Linked DNA regions of Homo sapiens: all the other regions are linked to region 1. A link is a loop called in an ENCODE intact Hi-C map of the cell type or tissue named here. Cell type or tissue: endothelial cell of umbilical vein. All regions are shown on one strand.

Region 1 (8,000 bases):
CAAATCTTTAAGCATCTCAGAATAAGGGATAAATGCAGTGGAAGTGAGGTGCTTAAATGTGAGGCCACGTTCAAGTACAGGGTCACATTCTTCCATGTCATTGAAAATGTTTTCCAAGGCAGAATTCTATTCTGATATTTTGGCTGCTGTGAGAAGGACAATTCTTGGAGTCTTAGGGTGACTTTCATCCCTGACTATGCTCCCATGTTTTGCCATCTCATCCAGGTTTTTGTTTGTGGGTTCTACTGCCTTCTCTGACAAAATTTCCTCCACATCTTCTTCCTTCATGTCATTGAAACCTTCTCCACTTATTTGCCTTGCAATATGCATTGTTTTTTTACATTGTTTTTTATATTTTCTGAAACACCTTCAAAGCCTTGAAAAGTTTTCACAGAGTCTGGCCAAATGTTTTCCCAGCAGTTATTGATAGTAGCCTGCTTGATGCTGTCCCACGCTGTGCCAACATAATCAATAATGCTGCGTATAGTGAGTGATTTCCAGTAGTCTGTCATGGTGGCTTCCTTGTTGGCGTCAAGAGCCTCACAAGCTTTACAATAAAGTTCCCTCGTGTAGTGTGCCTTGAAAGTTTGTATTATGCCCTGAGGGGCTGGACGAGAGATGTAGTATTGGGGGCATGAAAAGAACTTCTTTGTTGGGGTGAGCATTTTCAAGTTCATCGTGCAATGAACTGGGGCATTATCCAAAATTAATAAGACCCAGAAAGCAAGGTTTTTGCCCTAGAGATATCGTTCAACTTCTGGAATGAAGCAGTGGTGGAACCAATCCCAGAATATTTCAGATACCAGCCATGCTTTTCTGTTCTACCGCCAATGGACTGGCATGCAGTTCAGATTTTTCCCTTTAAGGGCTCATGGGTTTTGGGCTCTGTACACCATCAGAGGTTTGCACTTAAAGTCGCCCTTGGCATTGGTGCACAATAGCAAGGTTGAATGCTTTAAAGTCAGGGGCTCGTGTGACCATTTACATTACATAGGTTCATTTGCCAACATTCTTATAAAACAAGCAGTCTCATCAGCATTGAAAACCTGCTCTTTACCATAACCCTTTAACCCTTTTCACGTATAACACTTAGCAGACATTTTAAAAATTCTTCCGCAGCCTCCTTATGGCAGAACCTGCCTTGCCTGCAAGTTTAAAATTTGATTTCATGCTGTACCGCCTTTTGAAACGTGCCAGCCAGCCTGCACTGGCTGAGAAGGGTTTAATATTTTCCTGACCTTGGGTAACATGGCTGTAAATTTCTTTGGCTTTCAGCCTCACAACAATACTGCTCACTACACTACAAAAGTCCATATATGACTTTTTTTATTGGTTGTCGTCTCATGAATCCACAATTTTAGCTGCTTTTCCATCTTTTCCATAGCTTCATCACACACTATAGATGTTACTTTAGCACTTTCTGGAGCAGCCTCATGTACAGATGTGAATGCACTGTATTGTTGATTCATTAACATTGAACTCATGGCCAACAGCACTATAACTCATGCCCGAACAAAGCTTATCTAACACATGTATTTTCTCTGTTAAGACACATCACAGCCTTCTTGCGCTTAGGGACATTAGACAGCATTTCAGCACTACGTTTGGGGGCCATTTGAAACAGAAATCACCATCGGAAAGCATAGAAATTTGAAAAATGTGACACTAAGTAGAGTGAGAAGAGGACATATGTTTACAGAATGAGAACTAAAAAAAAAAGGCAGAGCATGGCCTTATTCAAGCACAGCTGGGAACGTGTACATAAGGTGATCCAAATTTTTCACTGTTCTGCTTGTGTCCATATATGACTGAGAGTGCTTCAAGTATTGATTTTTGGGTTACACATAATTTTTAGCCAAGTAGCTGAGTTCATAAATACAGACTCTTTGAATGATGATTGACTGTATTTGTAGAGGTTACTTGCCAAAAAAGAGTGTGTTTCAAGCATAAAAATAGACTATATGAGGATACAACTTTTTGGGTGAAGTGGAATGAATTAAAGGAGAAAGAATTAATGTCTGACTTGTTCAGAAACTTTTTAGATGGAGAAATGGGTATTATGTTTCTATTACACTTAGATTCTATTGGATATATTTTTTATAAAGGATGCAATGGTTTAATTTAAAAATGTCATCAGAATGTCAGAAATTACATCCTTTACAACTATTTAAAACTATGAAGAAAAAAATTAGGTATTACCTAGATATGTGATAATTTTTGAAAATTATTTTAAAGAGCAAAACGGATTAGGAAGCAGCTTTGCTTTTGCCATTCCACTGAAAAAATGTACAGTTTCGATGGAAACATGTCAGCACTTGCTTGAAGGAATTTTTCAACTATAGAAAGAAAAAAGCTTCATTTCATCCCTTTTGGCATTGCTGAACACTTGGTTTTGATGTATAATTTTAAAACACCTGAGCACCATAAAATGAAACCACAGTATTCCTGAGTAGCCTGGTGAAATGTCGTGATTTTCTCCTACAGTACAGAAGGACAAAAATGCCTTTAATGTCCTCAAATGCTAGAGTTCTAGATGACGCATTAGTTTAAATGTCAACGCTTAATGTCTTCACATGTAATTTGGAACATAAGTTTTCTTACAGTTAAAATAATCCTTAGAGCAAAAAACAAAATAAAGTTTTTCGTATGCCTCAGGCTTCTTAAAATTTTCTAGTAATTGGTACTGTTTCTGGTTTCCTTAGTTTCTTGCCGTGGGTAAGGTCCAAACACCTTACATGTGTTGCTGGTGGCCCTCACAATTCTACCTTGGACTAAAGCACTAGGGAGTCTGTAGGCGCCTTCCTGCGCTCCTCCACTGCGGTGGATCCACAATTTCTTCTCAGCTGACTTACTGGTTTTCATGTTAACTATTTCGGTTAATCATTCATGAAGCGCGTGGCTTATATTTGGGAAAACATTGCACCTTAATCCCAACATGCATAATTTATGTTGCTTAATTATTTTAAGTCATTGCATTAGAATAGTAACTGCGCTCTCCATGAGCCTAGGCTAGAAAGAAGGGAAAAAATCCCAGGTTCTCTCCCAACGATCAGGGGTTACTCAAGCCGCCCGAGTTCTCTGGGGCCCCTCTGGGCCAGGCTGCGTCCACTTGGGAGAGGCCGAGGACCTGGCGCCAAGAGGCGGCGGTGTCTGCGCTAGGGGCCGAGCGGGTGCGCTGTGTCTGCGGGGCCAGGCCAAGGACCTGGAGCAGGGAGGAGGCCGAGCGCGGAGCCGGGCCTTGTCGGCTGCGTCCGCGGGGCTAGGGTAGAGACCGAAGACTGGACAGGAGGAGGCGGCGGTGGCCGCGCGCGGGGCCAACCGGTGGGCTCCCTCTACCGGACCGAGGCCCAGCACTGGGCCAGAGGAGGTGGCAGCTCGCCGGCAAAGCAGGGTGGGCTGCGTCCGCGGGGGCGAACACCCGACGCTATCCGAAGACGTCCCGCGCGGGCCGGCGGGGGCGCGGTCTGAGGACGTCACTTCCGGCGCCGGGGCTCACTTCCTGGTGCGGGAAGGGGCAGAGATTGGTGCAGCCCCGGAGGAAGAAAAAAGGGTGAGGAGAAGCAGCGGCTGAGCGGGTTGGCATCTGGGGCAGCGGGCTCGCTCCAGGCCGTCGGGGGCCGCTCGCCAGCGTCGCCCGCTGTGTTGGGAGCGCGGGCCGTGGGCGTCGCTCGGCCTTGTCCGCGGCGTCCCCGCTGCCGGCCACGGCGCTCAGCGCTTGTGCTCTGTATTGCAGGTCTACCCCGAGCCCCGGAGCGAGAGCGAGTGCCTGAGCAACATCCGCGAGTTCCTGCGCGGCTGCGGGGCTTCCCTGCGGCTGGAGGTGAGCGCGGGCGGCCACGGGCCGAGGGAGGGGCCGGGAAGACGGGGTTGGGCCCGGGGTGGGTGCTTCGCTCCAGCCGGACCTCCTGCCTCCTCCGCGCCCGGATCCGACCCTCCCCGGCTGCTCGAGAGTCCGGGATGTGTGGAACGGGGCGTTGCGGGTTTGGGTAATGGCCGGGAGGTGGCGGCGCGCGGGCCACCCCCAGGGCAGGGTGGAGTCTGCGTGTGGAACCCCAGACATTGCTCTCGTTCCAGTGAGGAAGAGTGGTTCTGGTCGCTGGTGGTGCAGGTGACACACATTTTCAACAACCGTTTATCAGGGGTGTGAACCGATTTCTTGGCACCTGCCTCAGCATGAACTCTGCTTTTAGAGATTGTCATCTAAGGGCTGGCATCTAGGTCTGGGTCAGGCCTTAGAATCCTCAGCAGGTGATCAGGCAAAGTCGTGCAGAAATAAAATGGGCCAGCCCTCCGCCTGCTTCTCCCAGCCGCACTCCTTTCTCTGCTTTTTCTTCCTGAGACCAGAAATTCGGTGGTTTTTCCGTACCCTCAACACTTAATGTCCAGAGAATTCACATTAACCAGTATGTGACGTTTATAAAACATGCTGTCGGGGAACATACTGGGCGGGGTCTCGATTCCCTGTTGTAAAATGTTGTGTCACTTTACTAAACATTGTCTTTTCAGTCTTTCAGTGGCAGTTTCTGGGAATTTAACTCTTTCATTTTATTTTGCTATTGCGATTCTTCCTACACTTGGGGTAGCACTTTAAATACAGAAATCTAGCTTTGCTTTTCTTGGGATCTGCTTAAGTGGTTGCAGTCAGTCCTGTACTTAAGTCCTGCCGTTTATGTTGCCACTTTGTCACTCTTAACCTTAGTTTTCTTATCTGTAAACTGAGATGGGCAATATCAAGCTCCCAGATAAGAGTACAGTCGGCCCTCCGTATCCAAGGTTACCCACCCGTGTATTCAGCCAACCTTGGATTGGAAATACTGGAGGAGGGGGAAACCAATTAAAAAAAAACAATAAAAAACAACACAGTATAATGATTATTTACATATCATTTATAATGTACTAGGTAGTGTATGAAACCTAGAGATGATTTAATGTTTACGGGACTATGCCATTTTATATAAAAGACTTGAGCATCTGAGGGTTTTGGTATCCACCGGGATCCTGGAACCAATTCCCTGCTGATAAAAAGGGACAACTGTATATGAAAGCATCTTTGTAGAACCTGTTATGTAGGATAACCCAACAGAGGTTTCCCTTCCCGAAGAATATTTTGCTATAGGTTTCTCGGAAAACCTAGAACATCAAATCTGTGAGGGCAGGTTACATGGAAAGTTTATTTAATTGAATTAGACATGTAGGAATTCATAGATTAAAGTATTACTGGCGTTGTTTATGATTGTAAACACAAAGAAATTTATTGTTGGTAGTATTTCATGTTGGCAAGGAAATTATTACACGTAAGTGAAAGTGCTAGGGGAGATTCCAAGAAACTTAGGGCCTTTTCAAAGGGGAAAAAGACAGTGTTTCAGTAGTCTTTCCCTGATACCCTTTGTCGTATCAGCTTTGTCATTTGTAATCCAGCTGCCTTATTGGCTGTGATAATATGCCTTGCTAGTGGCAGGTTTTACTTTTTCTTCACCTTTGTGAGGGATTTTATTATATTATCCTCTTGAAACTACTGAGTTTTGTTTACGTTAACATACTTTTGAAACTCAATTGGCACATTAAGATTATCTGACTTTAGTGTAAAACTTTTTAAAAAAGTTTTGTTTTAAAGTAAATTGAGGCTGGGTGTGGTGGCTCACGCCTGTAATCCCAGCACTTTGGGAGGCCGAGGCGGGTGGATCACATGAGGTCGGGAGTTCGAGACCAGCCTGGCCAACATGGTGAAACCCTGTCTATACTTAAACAAACCCAAAAACAAAAATTAGCCCGGCGTGGTGGCGTGCACCTGTAGTTCCAGTTACTCAGGTGGCTGAGACAGGAGAATCCCTTGAACCCCGGAGGCAGAGGTTGCAGTGAGCTGAGATTGCCACTGCACTCCAGCCTGGGTGACAGAGCAAGACTCCCTCAAAAAAAAAAAAAAAAAAAAAAGTAAATTGAATGTTAAAAACTTACCGTTTTTAGTTTTCCAAAGGTTGCTGACATTTCATACAGTAACTATTGTTTTTATAATTAAGAGTTTATTTGAAGGTTTTCTGGAAGAGAGTTTTCACTAACATATTCCAAGCATCTACAATAGTGCTTGGCACATAATAGGCTTTCAATAAATATTTGTTACTAATAGAATGAACTTGAGGTTGTAAGTGATAGCAAGTGAGTTTCATTTTAAAGTAAAAAATTAGTTTTGACTTATTTTGTGCTATTTTTAAAGAGTAAATATCTCTTCCAGTAAATTTAAGCAAGAGGCAAATGTTAGCATTCTTCAAGCTTAGTGTGAGTCACACTTGTAATTACCTAGGAGATAATAAAAATGAAAATATGAAAACAGCACATGAAAAACCTGATAAATTGTTCAGTCATTGTGTTTTTTGGGAAGTTACCCTGAGAAGTCATTTTGTATGCTATGCATCCAGCTCTGGCTTCCAGCCTTGTAAGGTGATGTGAAGGGACAGGGCTGGGCCCTGAAGGACTTGGTCATCTCCCATGCGGGCCACAGTGCAGCAATTTCCCAGTGTTTAAGAATTGCTTAGGGAGTCAGGAGGGAAGGGCCTTGCACTTGTGAAATATGTTGTGGGATTTACACATTTCATTTTCACAAAATTCTGAAAGGTGGGAAATTGATAAGAAATGTTTTGAAACTACAGACACAAAACTTAAAACTAATAGCTTAAATTCTAGATTAGCTTTTGTTCTATAGTTGTAAATGTCAAGGTGCTTTTCTTCCAGGGGTTAGTTTAGACTGAATTGTGTTTGTAACAGATTGTTTTTGGTGTATATATTCTTATTTACTGTCAGTTTAAGCTCTGCTAAGATTTGTTAAAGGGAAAAAGGAAGTAAACTTGGTTAATATGTCAGCTGTTTTGGTGCATGCCCTCCTTAATTACCTGTAGAAAATCAGATATTATCCCCCAATTGTTTTGATTATGAAAATATTTTTATAAATTGGTTTTAAAGGAATATTGTGTGAGTCGCATTTATTGGTAAACTTTGAGAAGCACTGGGTTTTAAGCTGGAAAACTTTGAAATTTGGAAAATTAAAAAAATTTAATTACTGTTGGAAAGCAGTGCAACTTGGATGACTTCATTTTCTTATAACTTTTTTACTTGGCATGCTTAAATTTTTTTTTTTTTTCCAGTTAGGGCAAAAAACCCCTAGGCACACAATTTCTATTTGTATCTCAAAAGCAACCAAAATAATAATTATTAATAAGAATAATGATGATGTTGGCTGGGTGCAGTGGCTCATGCCTGTAATCCTAGCGCTTTGGGAGGCTGAGGCGGGTAGATCACCTTAGGTCAGGAGTTTGAGACCAGCATGACCAACATGGTGAAACCCCATCTCTACTAATCACGCCACTGCCCTCCAGCCTGGACAACAGAGCAAAACTCCGTCTCAAAAAAAGAAAAAAAAAATGATGATGATGATGATGTTTGTAGAATTTCACTTGAGGATAAGTAACTTACTGAGGCAAACCAAGCAAGTGATAGGACATTTCTTTGCATTTTCTTAGGTAAACAGCTACAGAGAAATTCAGAGTGATTTCTGTTTCCAGTATTTTGCTATGTTACTGTGGAATTCTGATTCAAGTGTTGTAGCTACTGTAGGATGTGTATGTGTGCATGTGTGTGTGTGCACATGCTTGTTCACTGAAAAGGTCACAATGAATTAGCTTCCAAGATGTTCCCACCCTATGCAACATTGTCTGATTAGGCATCTGACAACTAGGGAAGCAGGTGAAATGTAACTGGCAAAAGCAGATTTTATGTTCCTAGGAGAAAGCTTGTTTGGTTAAAGCCATCACGCCTGTAACATGTTTACCAGTTTTTTATTTCAAGAGCTGAAAGTTAAGGATATAAGATTCCAGTTAATTGATACATTATTAAGCTCACATTAATAACGTGGTTTCAGGAATATTAGCAACAAAATTATTATAATAAAGCTATGGATTTTAACTTAGTTCTGTTTGAAAGAAAGATGTCTACTGTTCTTGATACTTAGC
Region 2 (8,000 bases), 69 kb after region 1:
ATATACCCAGAAGTGGAATTGCTGGGTCAGATGGTGGTTCTGTGATTAAGTCTGGAGGAACTGCCACGTGGTTTTCCCCAGCGGCTGGACCATGTCGCATTCCCACAAGCAGTGCACAGGGTTCTGCTGCTTCTGTGTTCTCGCCAACTTGTTTTTTTTTTTCTTAAAGTAATAGCCATCCTGTTGGATGTGAAGTTGCTACTGTTTTTTGTAGTTGTTAATAATGATAATTTAAAAGGCAGTATTTTTTATTATAATAAATCGACTTGGGCAGAATTTTTTTCCGGCTGCTTGTTATGTTCCAGTTAATGTATAAAGTACTTTCCATTTGCAACTTCAGTTCTCCTCATAACCCTTGAAGACAAGTATTGCTGGGATATTAAGAAGGGGGTGGGTTGCAAGTACATGACATCCTTTAAAAAAATCCGTTCATGTGTAGAGCCCACTGAGAGCGCGGCACTGGCACCATGCTGAGGCGTGGAAATGTCAACTTGATAGACATCACTGTTAGGAGATGCAGTTTAGTCTGTGACTCAGTTGGATGGCACTGGCCTGCATGAGCCTTCCTGGAGACCTAGGGCTAGGGCAGGCCCGGTCCATCCTGTGAGCCCATCTCCTAGCCCAGCCCCACCAGTTGGAGAGATCTTTTTCCTGGGAACCAATGAGAGCAGCCCTGGGCCGAGAGGCCTGAGGTGGCGCCAGTGGACTTTCCAGGAGGACACTTGAGCCAGGGCAGAGGAAGGAGGACCTCGTTCGTTGCTCACCTTTGCCAAGGAGAGTTGAGGTTACAGAACTGCTAAGTGGGACGCACCTTTGGAGTAGGGACAGACGCTTGTTCCAGCTGGTCTTTCTGACTTTCTTTAATTCTTAAGTGAACTCCTCCTTTAAGTGTGAATCCTGGACTGACTCTGAACCACCACAGTAAGAGTGCAGGTGAGTGGGGTTTTACTTTTCATGTATTTCTCCTTGTGGATTTTTTAGAAGTAACCCAGAGCAAGGAAATTACGCTGAAAAGATGGGGTTTGTGGATCTCAAAATCCTCTCCAGTTGGAAGTGATTTTCAGACACATTTGAATGTCGTCAGTGTCATCTGCCGTGGGAATTTGTCTTGCAGTATGCTGTTACCCCTGATAGCCCACAGGAAGGCATCGTGAGCCCCCGCTTTTGAGTGGACTGTGGGCCCTTGAGCTGGCAGCAGCAGAGGACGCCCTCCAAAGGACCGGCAGGGCGTGTTTAGAAACATGGCTCTCATGAGGAACAGTGCTCTCACTTTGTTCTACCCGAAGCCACTACTCATGTCTTAGGCGTGTCTGAGCGTGTGTGCGTGCCCGGTTTCAACGTATGTGCGTGTACATGGTGTGTTGCCATCAAGGAGCTCTTTGCAGGGGCCACACGGAATCCATAGGTGTATTAGGGTGCTTTAGAGGGACAGAACTAATAGTATTCTCCTGTTAGTTATATATATAGATATAGATAGATATATAGATATGAAGGGAACTTTATTAAGGGGAGTTTATTATATATACATGTTATATATATATAAAGGGGAGATATATATATATCTACATATACATATATACATATACATCCCCCTATTGTGGGACCTTGTGATCATGTAAGTTAATACCTAATAAACTCCCTTTCATATATATATAGATATATATGTCTATATATATCTATATAGATATATATGTCTATATATATCTATATAGATATATATGTCTATATATATCTATATAGATATATATGTCTATATATATCTATATAGATATATATGTCTATATATATCTATATAGATATATATGTCTATATATATCTATATATAGATATATATGTCTATATATATCTATATATATGTCTATATATATATCTATATATATATCTATATATATAGATGTCTATATATCTATATATATAGATGTCTATATATCTATATATAGATATATATATCTATATATATAGATATATAGACATCTATATATATAGATATATATAGACATATATATATCTATATATATAGATATATATCTATATATATCTATATATAGATACATATCTATATATCTATATATATAGATACATATCTATATATATCTATATATAGATATATATCTCCCCTTTATATGTATATATATATGTATCTCCCCTTTATATATATATATAACATGTATATATAATAAACTCCCCTTAATAAACCCCTTGATATATCTATCTGTATCTATCTATATATACAGCTAATAGGAGAATATTATTAGTTCTGTCCCTCTATTACTTCTGTCCCTCTAAAGAACCCTCATACACCTATGGATTCATATATGTATGTATATGTGTACGTGTACGTATATGTGTATATGTATACAAGGTCCCACGATAGGCCATCTACAGGCTGAGGAGCAAGGAGAGCCAGTCCGAGTCTCAAAACTGAAGAAATTGGAGGCTGATGTTTGAGGGCAAGAAGCATCCAGCATGGGAGAAAGATGTAGGCTGGGAGGCTAGGTCAGTCTCGCCTTTTCACGTTTTTCTGCCTGCTTTATATTTGCTGGAAGCTGATTAGGTGGTGCCCAGCAGCTTAAGGGTGGGTCTGCCTTTCCCAGTTCACGGACTCAAATGTGAATCTCCTTTAGCAACACCCTCACAGACACACCCAGGATTAATGCTTTGTGTCCTTCAATCCAATCAAGTTGGCACTGAGTATTAACCATCACAATAGGGTTTGTGCCAAACTGAGACCTAAGTAACTTTGGAAAATTTCCCTTTTTTTCCTGTTTATTTTTTAAAATTCAAGAAATGTCATTTTTGAGCATATTAGTGATGCATTTGCTAAACTTTATCTGATGGTTGAACCAAAGGAATAACCTTCTGTCCCTGTTGTTCTCTAATTACCTAAGCATATTGTATGGAAAGTCATGCTAGTTTTATTTTAGTTTATTTATTTTTAATTTTATTTTACTATTTTATTTTGAGATGGAGTTTCACTCTTGTTGCCCAGGCTGGAGTGCAGTGATGCTCACTGCAACCTTTGCTTCCTGGGTTCAAGCGATTCTCCTGCCCCAGCCTCCCGAGTAGCTGGGATTATAGGCACGTGCCACCATGCCTGGCTAATTTTTGTATTTTTAGTAGAGATAGGGTTTTACCATGTTGGCAGGCTGGTCTTGAACTTCTGACCTCAAGTGATCCACCTGCCTCAGCCTCCCAAAGTGCTGGGATTACAGGCGTGAGCCACCACGCCCAGCCCAGTCTGAGTTTAACCGTGGGCATTTGAGGCAAGTGTGAAACCACATTTTTTACCGTGTTACTCTAGAGCAGTTAAGAATAAAACTCTAGGATCACAATTACATTCAGTACAGCAGACTTCCCTCTCACCTCTGGCTTTGCGTAATGTGGTTACAAGTACCTGCAGTCAACTGTGGTTCGAAACAGGTGAGAACAATACAGTAAGATATCTTGAGAGAAGAGACCACATTCACATAACTTTAGTTATAGTATATTGTTATAATTGTTCTATTTCATTATTAGTTGTTGTTAATCCATTATTGTACCTAATTTCCAGATTAAACACACATAGGTATGTATAGATGGGAAAACATAGTATATATAGGGTTGGTATATATACAGAGATATAGCTGCAGTTTCAGACATCCAGTGGGCAGTCTTGTGGGTACCCCCGTGGATAAGGGTGGGCGGCTATATTGCATTTTTTCCAGTAGTTTATGTGGCTTTCTGATTTTGGAATTAGGTTTCCTTTTTTGAAGAGTGTGTTAAATGTATTTTGATTTATAGTTAATTAGTGCTTGATTTTTCTGAAAACAAAATTGTGCCAGGTTCCAAACTTAGAGACTTCTCTGACCATCATGTTAGGATCATTTCTTTATTCATGAAAACACTGACTTCCTTTAAATTGAGGGTTTCTCTTCTGAATTATATTTTAATTTGATGTACAAATAGTTTTACTGAGTAAACAAGAACTGAAGTTTTTCTCTAAATGGCACTTTTTTAGGCTGTTTATCTCCAGATAAATTGACCAGATGGTCCAATTCACCTCTCCTGCTTCCCTGGGGAAGTGTAGCCATTGGTGGTTTGCCCTCTTGTGGTCGGAGATGGAATTGTTCTTGTCAAGGTTCACCGTTGTGTTGGTGCTTTTAACCTGTGGTGTAGGATTTCTTGTTTGAATAGTCCCTCTTTGAAGACAGATAAAATGTTCTAGGATTCTGTAATAACGATCTTTCTAATGCTTGTGTCAAAAGCATTGTATATTATTCCTGAATATGTACAGTACAGTCTTATGGAAGGTAAATAATTGTCACTTAGCATTTATTTTCTGTGCACCTTTTTTGGTTAGGTAAAACCCATGGATTTCTATAGCATTTTTTTTTTTTTTTTGAGACAGAGTCTTGCTCTGTTGCCCAGGCTGGAGTGCAGTGGCATAATCTCAGCTCACTGCAACCTCCACCTCCTGGGTTCAAGCGATTCTCCTACCCCAGCCTCCCAAGTAGCTGGGATTACAGGTGCCCGCCACCACGCCCGGCTAATTTGTGTATTTTTAGTAGAGACAGGGTTTCACCATGTCAGCCAGGCTGGCCTCGAACACCTGACCTTGTCATCTGCCCGCCTCAGCCTCCCAAAGTGCTGGGATTACAGGCATGAGCCACCGCAGCCAGCGTCTACAGCATTTTTTACAGGCTGATATGTATTTGTGTTTCACACCCACCCACCCACCCTCACTCTTACTCCCTTGCTTCAGAATTTCCTAAATTCAAGGGAGAAGTTAAGGAGAGAAGCAGCAAGGTCCATTCTGGAAGTGAGTGGTGATGGTGGTTGCTGTGATTGGATAGAAGTGGAGGCACTCAGCTGCATGTGGCACACACGGTTAGCAGCTGTGAGAACACACCTCGTGCTCTGTGTGCTTCCAAGACCAGTTTTCTGTGTGTGCATGTGGACTCAGGCTTTTTTAGATGATTATTTCTAATGTGCTGACTTTAGTCATTCTCCTATTTCTGGACAGCTTATTATCTGTTGTAAAGACATTTCTTTTAAATGCTGTTTTGGGGGCTGGTTAGCTTGAGATGATGACTGTCTGTGTTTGGCAGTGATGTGAGAGCTTAAATGGGACTGTCATTTGCTGATCCACAGATCTTTAACGACATTGCCACTTTTTAAGTTGGTCACTTTTAAATATTTTTTACTTATTTTTGACATAAAGCAACACGCAGCTGAATTTTGGATGTCGTTATTAATTTAGCTGTGGAGGAACAGTGTTTGATGTGAGTATAATCTGTGCGGGGAAAAGGACAAAAGTACCCCAGAACCTTGCCTTCCTTCGTGCCACTGGATGTGAGCTTGTGCTGTAGTCCTTCCTCCTCTCCGGTGAGGATTGGGTTTGGATGGGACACATGAGGCTGCATTACAGGATGGACCTCTCAGCACTATTGTTTCAAGATGTAATTGTTTTTAAACAAGAGAGAAGAACATAAATTAGAAGATATGGGCCCCCCGAGGCAGGCGTAGGGAGCGTATTATAGCATTATGTACAAAGGGGTCTTGGAGTAGATGGTTTGGAAATGTTTCTGGCGTGTGAAAGTGAATATTTTCCTAGATTGGTATACCGAGCATGTCCTCACTGCAATGTGGCTGCCTCCCGTTGTCGGTGATGATTACACATCTTCCGTTTCAGGAGCACGTCCCATAGACCAGCTGACTTAGAGTAATTAGGGGTCAGGTTGTTAGTCTTCCAGTATTAGAGCTTCTCTTTTTTAAAAAAGTTTTATTTGCATTTATGCTTAAGTAATTGTATTACTTACATGCCACATGCTTGTAGCATGTGATAGCCAGTAGACGGAAGAGCTCATGTGGGGAAGAGCACAGGCCACCCACTCCCACAGCCCTGATCCAGGGAGAGGCGTTACTCACCTCCTCTCCTCTCCTACGTAGCTGCCTCGCAACTCTTCACAGTATGCAGAGACTTCTCTGCTTAGATTTATAGGGCGTATCTCACTTTATTGCACTTTGCTTGTTTTTTTGTTTTTTTTTTTTTCTCTTACAAATGGAAGGCTTGTGGCAACACTGTTGGTGCCATTTTTCCAGCACCATGTGCCCACTTGTCCCAGTGCTTCATTTGGGTAATTCTTGCACGATTTCACAGCTTTTCATTATTGTATCCGTTATGGTGATCTGTGATCAGGGACCTTTGGTGTTACTGTTAGAATTGTTTTGGGGTGCCATGAACCATGCCCATGTAAGATGGCAGACTTAATTGATAAATGTTGTGTGTATTCTGACTGCCCTACTGACCGGGAATTCCCCATGTTTTTCCCCAGGCCACTCATTCCCTGAGACACAAAAATACTGAAATTAAACCAGTTTATAACCTTACTATGGCCTCTTAAGTGTTCAAATGAAAGGAAGAGTTGCATGTCTCTCACTTTAAATAAAAAGCTAGAAACGATTAACCTTAGTGAGGAAGGCATGTAGAAAGGTGAGACAGGCTGAAAGCTAGGCCTGTTGCACCAGTCAGTCGTGAATACAAATGAAAAGCTCTTGAAGGAAATTATAAGTGCTACTCCAGTGAACACATGAATGATAAGCAATGAAACCACCTTATTGCTGATATGGAGAAAGTTTGAGTGGTGTGGATAGAAGATCAAACCAGCCACAACATTTCCTTAAGGGCAAAGCCTAATCTCTTCAATTCTATGAAGACTGAGAGGTGAGGAAGCTGCAGAAAAAGAGTTTGAAGCTAATGGAGGTTAGTGCATGAGGTTGAAGGAAAGAAGCCGTCTCCAGAACATGATGAAAGTGCAGGGTGAAGCAGCACGTGCTGACGGAGAAGCTGCAGCAAGTCATCCAGAAGATCTAGCTGACATCATCGGTGAAGGTGGCCACACCAACAGGCTGACTCTCTGGTCTGGGGTTAATGTAGCTGGTGACTGAGTTGAAGCCAATTCTCATTTACCATTCTGAAAATCCTAGTACCCTTAAGAATTATGCTTAACCAACTTTGCCTCTCTGCGCTGTAAGTTAGAACAACAAAGCCTGGATGGTGGCACATCTGCTTGTGTCATGGTTTGCTGAATATTTTAAGCCCACTTTAGAGACCTCCCACTCAGGAAAAAAAGATTCCCTTGAGCATGTTACTGCTTATTGACAGTGTACCTAATCACCCAAGAGCTTTGAGGGAGACATACAAAGAAATTAATGTTGTTTTCATGCTGCTAACACAGCATCCATACTGCAGCTCATGGGTCAAGGATTAATTTAGATTTTTGGGTCTTAGCATTTAAGGAATACATTTTGTAAGGCCATAAATAGTGGTTCCTCTAATGGATCTAGGCAAAGTAATTTGAAAACCTTCTGGAAAGGATTTACCCCTTTAGATGCTGTTAAGAACATTTGTGATTTATGGGAGGAGGTTAAAATATCAACATCAACAGGAGTTTGGAAGACATTGATTCTAACCCTGATGGATGACCTTAGGGCCTCAGGACTTCAGTTTAGGAAGGAACTACCTGTGTGGTGGGAACAGCAAGAGAACTAAAATTGGAAGTGGAGCCTGGAGATGTGACTGAACTGCTGCAGTCTCATGAGAAAACTTGAATGGATGAAGAGTTGCTCCTTATGGCTGAGCAAAGAATGTGGTTTCTTGAAATAGAATCTACCCTTGCTGAAGTGCCGTGAACATTGTTGAAATAACAAAAGATTTAGACTGTTGCAAAAAGTTAGTTGATAAAGTGGTAGCAGGGTTTGAGAAGATTGACTCTTAATTTTGTAAGAAGTTGTATGTGTGTAAAATGCTACCAAATAGCATCTCACGCTCCAGAGAAATCTTTCATGAAAGGAAGAATCAGTTGATACTGGCACACTTCATTGTCTTGTTTCAAGAAGTGTCCATAGCCACCGCAGCCTTCTGCAGCCACTGATCAGTCAGCAGCCATCCATATCAAGGCAAGACCCTCTACAAAGAGATTACAGCTTGCTGAAGGCTCAGATGATTGTTAGCATTTTTT
Region 3 (8,000 bases), 86 kb before region 1:
AGACACTCCCTTCTATTGATTCCAGGTCTTTAGATAAAAACTCTTTCAACCAATTGCCAATCAGAAATTCTTTGAGTCTACCTGTGACCTGGAAGCCCCTGCTTCAAGTTGTCCCACCTTTCCTGACCCAACGAATGTACACCTTACCTGTATTGATTGATGTCTTAAGTCCCCCTAAAATGTATAAAACCAAGGTGTAGCCTGACTACCTTGGGCACATGTTCTCCTGACCTCCTGAGGTTGTGTCACAAGTCATTGGTCCCTCATATTTGGTCAGAATAAACCTCTTCAAATGTTTTACAGAGCTTGACGCTTTTCGTCCACACTATGCAAAGAGAACAAGACAGGGATGGGAGATTTTGGTTCCACTTGGTGGCCAAGGCTCCTGGTTTCTAACCACATGCAGGACCAAGCTGGCACGGCCTGTCACAGCACCCACATCCCTACTGCCTTCTGGAAGCTGCTCCTTTTCCTTCAGGGCTAAGCAGGGACCCAGACCCCTTCCTTCACTGTCCTGGAGGCTCCAGCACCTGGTCACATTTCTGCTCTCAGCCTTGAAATGTGGAGGGCTCATCTCATCTTCTCAGAAAGTAAAACATGTGGCAGCCTCAGTGAGCCCATACAGTTTTCTTCAGGGCAGCCCACATGGCACCTGGCATGGTCTCCTCTCCCTCAAAGCAGGAAAGAGACCTTCTCATGGGTAAGAGAAGGCCCATGGTGGAAACACAAAGGCAGCCATCTGGCTGAGAAGGAAAAAACACTGATTCTTCCAGATGAGTCTGCAGTGGCGGAAAACAAAGCTGGGGTGGCTTCCCCACTGCAGTGCTTAGTTCTCGGGGGGATCTGCTGCTCATTGATTTCTAACATTGCCTTCCAGTTACATCATGGAAAACAGGAAGAAAGAGGAAAAAATAGGAAAGGAAGAACAAAATGCACTGAAGCAAGAGCAGGAAGAAAGGGTAGAATGAAGCATTTAAACAGAGAGGAAGAGAAAAATAGCAATCACAGAAAGAACCAGGGAGTTTATAAAACAGGCTGCATGAAAATCATTTATCAAAACACTGTCCAGGAATTTTTGTTAAAAATAAACATAAAACAATTAGCTAGTCACAAAAAGACAAGTACTGTGGAACTCCACTCATTGTTAGTCAGTGGCGAGGCAGACATGAGCAGGGCAGGAGAGGGCCCACCCCACCAGGAACCTCTGGAGACCATCAGGTGATACTCAGGCAGTGGTTAAACTGGTTCTCTAAAATAGTAATTGGTTGCAGCTGTGCCAGGGAAAGGCGGGCTCCCAATAGCTGGAAAACACCTGAAACTGATCAGCAGCTTTCTATAAGATCTCAGGAGTGGGGCGAGGTGGCTTAGGCCTGTGCACTAAGAGGTAAAATGTAGTTTAACTGGTGTGTGACCTTCCTCCAGGAACACGAGACAGGTAAGGGCAAAATACTTCAGGTGAGCATGTGCACAACTTCAGTAATACAGCGCGCACGCGGCCCCGCCCAAGCGCTGGCCGGTCACTGCGCATGCGGACAGCCCACCCCAAGGAAAGGTCAAGGAAGGGGAAATGGAAACCCTGAACCATGCCCATGTATAAAACCCAAAGTGGGGGGTTGTACCCTGCACTTGGATCTCTCAAGTCGCCTACTTCACCCTCTCCCAAGTGTACTTTACTTCCCTTAATTCCTGCTCTAAAGCTTTTTAATAAACTCTCAGTCCTGCTCTAAAACTCGCCTTGGCCTCTCACTCTGCACTATGCACCTCGGCCGAATTCTTTCCTCTGAGGAGGCAAGAATCGAGTTGCTGCAGACCCTACGGATTCCCTGCTGCTAACAGTATTAGTCCCTGGACTAATCAAATTCAGACACACAAAGTGGAATGGTGGATGCCAGGGGCTGGGGAGGGCAATGGGGAGTGAGTGCTTATTTAAGGGGGACAGAGTTCGGTCTTGCAAGATGAAGATGTTCTATTGATTGTGAAAAATGTGAATGCACCTAAATGCCTAAAAATGGTTAAAATGGTAATCGTTATGTGTATTTTGCCACAATTTAAAAACATAAAAAATAAGAATGTCTGAGTAAATAAACGTATAACGCGTTCTTTAAGTCCACTGACAGCGGCGTGGCCTTGGCCTCTGTGCTCATCTTTCCAGGACAGAGCCCCGTTTGGTGTTTCTGGTTCTGTGCTGCGTAGAGAACTTGGCACCCTGGTCCTATGCACAGAAGAGGAGCTTTCCGAAGGCTCCGGGAGAGAACGCTGGGGAGTCAAGGCCAGTCCGAGCACAGCAGCTGGGGCCAGATTGGAGACAGGGACTTTTTTATTCGAGAGAAAGCGAACGTAGTATCTAAGCGGAAGAGCCCTTGCAGGCGCGGGAAGGGAGGCCGCGCTTCCCCGGGCCTGCGGGGTCAGAGGAGGAGCTTCTGCGGGAGCTTAAAGGGGCCCCACAGCCCCCTGCACCCCTTCCACGAGCTCTGGGGAAGGCGTTCCTCGTGGGAGACCTGTCTCCCACGTTGTTGCCGGTTAAGAAGTCAGAGCTAGGGGACAGGCCGGGTGCGGTGGCTCACGCCTGTAATCCCAGCACTTTGGGAGGCCGAGGCGGGCGGATCACGAGGTCAGGAGATCAAGACTATCTTGGCTAACACTGTGAAATCCCGTCTCTACTAAAAATACAAAAAATTAGCCGGGCGTGGTGGCACGCGCCTGTAGTCCCAGCTACTCCGGAGGCTGAAGCAGGAGAATTGCGTGAACCCGGGAGGCAGAGCTTGCAGTGAGCAGAGATCGCGTCACTGCACTCCAGCCTGGCGACAGAGCGAGTCTCCGTCTCAAAAAAAAAAAAAAAAAAAAAAAAAAAAAAAAAAAAAAGGAGAGAGGAAAAAAGCAAACTGTGCCTTTAAACCAGGGCGACCTTCATTCCCACAAGAAGGACTCCGCCTTGGTCCCCTTGGGTGAAAGCTGCCGCTGCTGAGCGCCTCTGCGGCCCGGTGAGATCGGGGTTCACAGGCTGACCCAGCGTTAGGAGGTGCCGGGCTGATCACGACCGCCAGAGCTGCTGAGGTCGGAGCCCCGACCCTGGGAACGCAGCACGGAGCCTGGCCGCGGGCCGTGAACAAAGCGGTGTGCAGGGGACCCAGGTTCACAGCGCAGGTGCGCGGCTCCCCGGCGGCTCTGCCGTCCTAGCTCACGCGGTCCCGGGGCAGCTGCTTTGCGCCGAGCCCCAGAGACGTGGCGGCGGGTCCCGACTGCGCTGCCGCCCGTGAGAGGCACCGGACCTGCCCTCCAGGGCGGGGAAAGGGAGGACTCTGATCCCATGAGAACCCAGACAGTTCCATGTCCAAGGAGGCACCCGGAATGTTCTGAAACAAACCTGCGATTATGACAGCTCCGTATCATGTACTAGACGAAATTCTTACAGCTCCAACCTCTTTTTTTACATTTTCTATTAAATTTTAATACCGGTTTCTCGCGCCTATGAGCAAAAAGACAAGTGTTAAAGCTAGCAATCGTTTGTGCAATTTCATCGATTGGTTCCACCGCTGCACTTGCTGCTGGTGACCAATAGGGGGTGTTAATTGTTAATTATAATCAATATTCTGCCCACTGACAACAGCAAATCCTAAAAGCTCAAGTTTCAACTCAATTCTTAAAACGAAGATTTAACTAGCTCCTTGAATCTTATAGGACTTTTATCACTCTCAGTGCTTCCAGTTACAGGTTCTAGTCTCAAAACTAGTTGACCTAAATGTCTTCAAATAAACTTTAAAGGATATGGATGGAGTTTTAAGCCAACTTTTAACTGAAAGTATAGCATATATATAGAAAAGCTCACAAATCATAAATGTTCAGCTGGATATACATTTTTTACAAAGGCTCACACATCCATGGGGCCAGGCCTCGGGTCAGACATAGAATCTCACCAGGGGACTCCCTCACACACTTCCCAGCCCTTATCCCACCTCAGAGAATAGCCATCTTCCGACTTGTTCCAGTGTAGATGACCCTTGCCTGTTCTAAGCTTTATATAAATGAGTTATATAATGTATCTGGATTCTTTTGCTCAGTGTTTGCTCGTGAGACTGTCCCTATTCTGAGTGCAGCCATATTATGGGGGTGTAATGTGTGCGTACTGCCCTGCAATGCAGTACTCCCCTTTATGCACACACCACGAGGGGCATCTCCAAACAGCCGCTCCCAAGCATCGGGGCTGCTTTGGGCTTGGGGCAGTGATGAACGATGCTGTTATAAACCTTCTTGTGCATGTCTTTAGGCACACATATACGCATTTCTGATTGGCATATATTTAGGAGTAGAATTGCTGGGCCATAGAGTGTGCACATACTAAACTCAGAAGATGCTGCCAAACAGGTTTCCAAAACGGTTGTACGAATTTACACTCCCACGGGCTGCATATGAGAGCTCCGTTGCTCACATTTGCTATCATAAATGTATTTTTATTGCATGGAATTATTATAGTACTTGATGTATAGCTTTTCCAGGGTTTTCCAAAGAGTATAATCTTAGCCAGATACTAGCAAAAGAGTAATTAAGATGTAAGAACTATGTAAATTGTAAGCACTCAGAATATGTATTTACCACGCAGGATTCTCACAGATATCTTAAGATGCTGTTCAAATTAGGGAGGTCTATTCTTGATGCATGGAAGGTGTTGTGGATGAAATTCTTTTGCTTTATTTCTGCACAGAGTAATCTCATAGTAAGTTTAAATTACTGCAGGGATTTATCCCCAAGTCCTAACTGAGTGTCAATGTTGGGATGACAAAGACGGTCTAACCTTACACATCTGAACCAAGTCCTCATTTTCTCAGAGCCCAACAGGAGGCTGAACCCAGCGTCCCTGTCATGTCTCACCCTCTCAGAGGTGGCCTATGTAGTACCCACTCCAACATTGTTTCAGTTCTGCCCTCAAATGAAGCCAGAAGGTGATGGAGCTGTGGGAGGGGAGAGTGTAAGGTTGACAGTGTCTAAGCAAGCAGGACTTGACACAGATGACGAGGCTGTCTTTTCTATTCAGGTTCAGCTCATGAGCACTGGAGAGTTATAGAAACTTCTAGAATCAGCAGAATAGTTAAATTCACTCTCCTTTAATGCAAATGAAGAATGTCTTTCCTGGACTTCAGGAGTCACACTTCTCTTATGCCAGCTTCCTCTGAGAATTCCAGATATTCTCTGAGTAGAGGTGAATCTTCTGCCGGGTCTTCTGAAAGAGACCCCACCTCTCATCATGGGCTGCTCCTGACCTCTGCCCCCTGTGATAAATGAGCCAATTAACACTAAACTGGAGATTCCTCAGGGGTTTTAGGCTGGTTTTCCCAAGCCAAGTGTTACTCCTCAAATGTTCTCCATTCATCTTGTAGAAAGGGCCATGTTTGCAGGATTCCCAGCTCGCACGCAGTGGGTGATTGGTGGCTGTGGACAGAGCTTCAGGCCTGCAAAGATCTGATCGAGCAGAGCCAGGTTCTAGCAGGTGCTACCTAAATGAGTTGATTAGAGCACGCTTTCTGGAACCAAAATAAAAAATGAATTGTTCCTATTGTTTTAAAGTTAGTTGTAATGAAGAATTCATTTAATTTTGTTGTGGTAAAATATCCATAATCTGAAATTTACCGCTTAACCATTCTTAGGTGCACAGTTCAGTGGCATTAAGTGCATTTACATTGTTTCTTGTGCAACCATCACTATACTGTCTTCCTTCTCCAGAACTTTTTCTTCTTCCCAGACTAAAACCCTGTCCTCATTCAACACTGACTCCCCCTCCCCCATCTCCCCAACTCCTGGCAGCCCCCATTCTACTTTCTGTCTCTGTGACTTTGAGTCCTCTATGGACCTCATCTGTCTGGAGTCATACAGTATTTGTCCTTTTGTGGCTGGTGTATTTCACTTAGCGTAACATCCTCAAGTTTCATCTGTGCTATGGCACATGTCAGAGCATCTTTGCTTGTTGAGGATGGATAACACCCCATTGTTATCCATGGGGTGGATGACATGAAGGGCCCACATTTTGTTTATTCATTCCTCTGTTGGTGGACATGGGTGGCTTCCACCTCTTGGCTATTTTGAATAATGCTCCTAGGAACATGGGTGTACTGATCTTTTTGAGTCTGCTTTCAGTTTTCTTGGGCATTTAGCCAACAGCAGAATTGCTGAATCCTATGATAATTCTAGGTTTAATTTTTTCAGGAGCTGCTATACTATCTTCCACAGTGGTGAAAAATTCTCCTTGTGTCACTGGGACCTTTCCTTTGCCATGGCTTGTGTACATTCTCAAGTAGCTTTCAGAGTTATTTCAAAAGAAGTCGGGACCAGCGATGCCAGCATGGCTGAGCTTTTCACAAGTTTTACACCTAGAAATGGGTGGTACAGCAAGGTCCAAGGCAAAAAGATGGCTCCTCTGACCTCTAGGACACCCCACACCCCACTCTTTGATCCAGAGGTGTTGGAGCCTGTGAGGAAGGATGAGGTGGCAAGGTGAGAATTGAAAAGCGTGATAGCAGAGATGGGGAGTTCTGCAGAGGTGAACAAAGAATTCAGGAGATTCTGCAGAGGCAAAGAAAGAATCAGCAAACATGAAGATAGGGCCATAGGAGTGACCAAAAGCAAGGCACAAACAGGAACAGGGATTTTTAAAACAAGCACACAAAAAACCCAGAGCATGTAAGAGCTTTGGGAAATTATCGGACATGCTAACAGATGTGTAACTGGAATCCCAGAAGAAAAGAAAATCAGCAGAAGAAATATTTGAAGATATTGGGGGAACCTGCTCCCCATATTTCAACATAGGTTCTTTTTATTTCCCATAAGTGTCAGCCGGCTGAGAAATAAAGAGAAAGAGTACAAAGAGAGGAATTTTACAGCTGGGCCGCCAGGGGGTGACATCACATGTTGGTAGGACCGTGATGCCTGCCTGAGTCTCAGACCAGCAAGTTTTTATTTAGGGTTTCAAAAGGGGAGGAGGTGTAAAACAGAGAGTAGGTACAAAGATCACATGCTTCAAAGGGCAAAAAGCAGAACAAAGATCACATGCTTCTGAGGGAACAGGACAAAAGGCAAAACAGAACTACTGATAAGGATCTATGTTCAGCTGTGCACGTATTGTCTTGATAAACATCTTAAACAACAGAAAACAGGGTTCAAGAGCAGAGAACCAGTCTGACCACAAATTTACCAGGGTGGAGTTTTTCCCCACCCTAATAAGCCTGAGGGTACTGCAGGAGACCAGGGCGTATTTCAGTCCTTATCTCAACTGCATAAGACAGACACTCTCAGAGCGGCCGTTTATAGACCTCCCCCAGGAATGCATTCCTTTCCCAGGGTATTAATATTAATATTCCTGGCGAGGAAAAGAATTTAGCGGTATCTTCCCTACTTGCATGTCTGTTTATAGGCTCTCTGCAAGAAGAAAAATATGGCTCTTTTTGCCCAACCCCGCAGGCAGTCAGACCTTATGGTTGTCTTCCCTTGTTCCCTAAAAATCACTGTTATTCTGTTCTTTTTCAACGTGCACTGATTTCATATTGTTTAAACACACATGTTTTACAATCAATTTGTACAGTTAACACAATTATCACAGTGGTTCTGAGGTGACATACATCCTCAGCTTATGAAGAAAACAGGATTAAGAGATTAAAAGACAGGTATAAGAAATTATAAAAGTATTATTTGGGAACTGATAAATGCCCATATTAAAATGAAATCTTCACAATTTATGTTCCTCTGCCATGGCTCCAGCCGGTCCCTCTGTTCGGGATCCCTGACTTCCCACAACATGAAGAGTTAATGTCCAAGAATATTTAAAATTCATGGAAGACACCAAACCACAATCCAGAGAACACCCAGGAGGACAACCACTGCTAATAATACTAATAACCACAACAATAATAAACACTGGCTAGACCAAGCATAGTACAACTGCTGCTGGAAAAACAGAGAAAACAGGCACTGCAAACAGAGGAACAAAAAGAAAATCACAAACTTTGAATTAGAAA

Evidence for each region. A loop is a pair of places that touch in the nucleus more often than their neighbours do. Peaks named below come from ENCODE experiments on the same cell type or tissue, not always from the same donor. Only the 100,000 strongest peaks of a DNase experiment are listed, where the experiment ranks them.
Region 2: a loop joins it to region 1, with 8 times the contacts of the local background. A loop is called at or near these places in 74 of 110 quality-filtered maps.
Region 3: it touches region 1 in a loop (6-fold over the local background); 17 of 110 quality-filtered maps call a loop at or near these places.

What each region holds. Positions count from the first base shown.
Region 1 is chr13:111,150,172-111,158,171 of GRCh38, forward strand. It overlaps ARHGEF7 (Rho guanine nucleotide exchange factor 7), which reads left to right. Exons shown (of 22, transcript NM_001354046.2): 2 at 3,734-3,820. LOC101060553 (a long non-coding RNA gene) reads right to left here and starts at 3,406. Exons shown (of 2, transcript NR_120398.1): 1 at 1-3,406. RefSeq lists a silencer at 3,537-3,896. In endothelial cell of umbilical vein, CTCF peaks have their summits at 3,221 and 3,978 (motif pointing right); a DNase peak (open chromatin) is centred at 3,430; H3K4me3 peaks cover 1,815 bases; H3K27ac peaks cover 1,901 bases; H3K27me3 peaks cover 347 bases.
Region 2 is chr13:111,219,495-111,227,494 of GRCh38, forward strand. All of the region lies in intron 5 of ARHGEF7 (Rho guanine nucleotide exchange factor 7), which reads left to right. Among named protein-coding and RNA genes, the nearest start is that of ARHGEF7-AS1, 75 kb to the left of the region's middle. In endothelial cell of umbilical vein, a CTCF peak has its summit at 4,102 (motif pointing left); a DNase peak (open chromatin) is centred at 4,067.
Region 3 is chr13:111,064,402-111,072,401 of GRCh38, forward strand. No RefSeq gene overlaps it. Among named protein-coding and RNA genes, the nearest start is that of LINC00368, 27 kb to the right of the region's middle. RefSeq lists enhancers at 1-178, 2,880-2,939. In endothelial cell of umbilical vein, a CTCF peak has its summit at 3,537 (motif pointing right); a DNase peak (open chromatin) is centred at 3,470; H3K4me3 peaks cover 609 bases; H3K27me3 peaks cover 1,342 bases.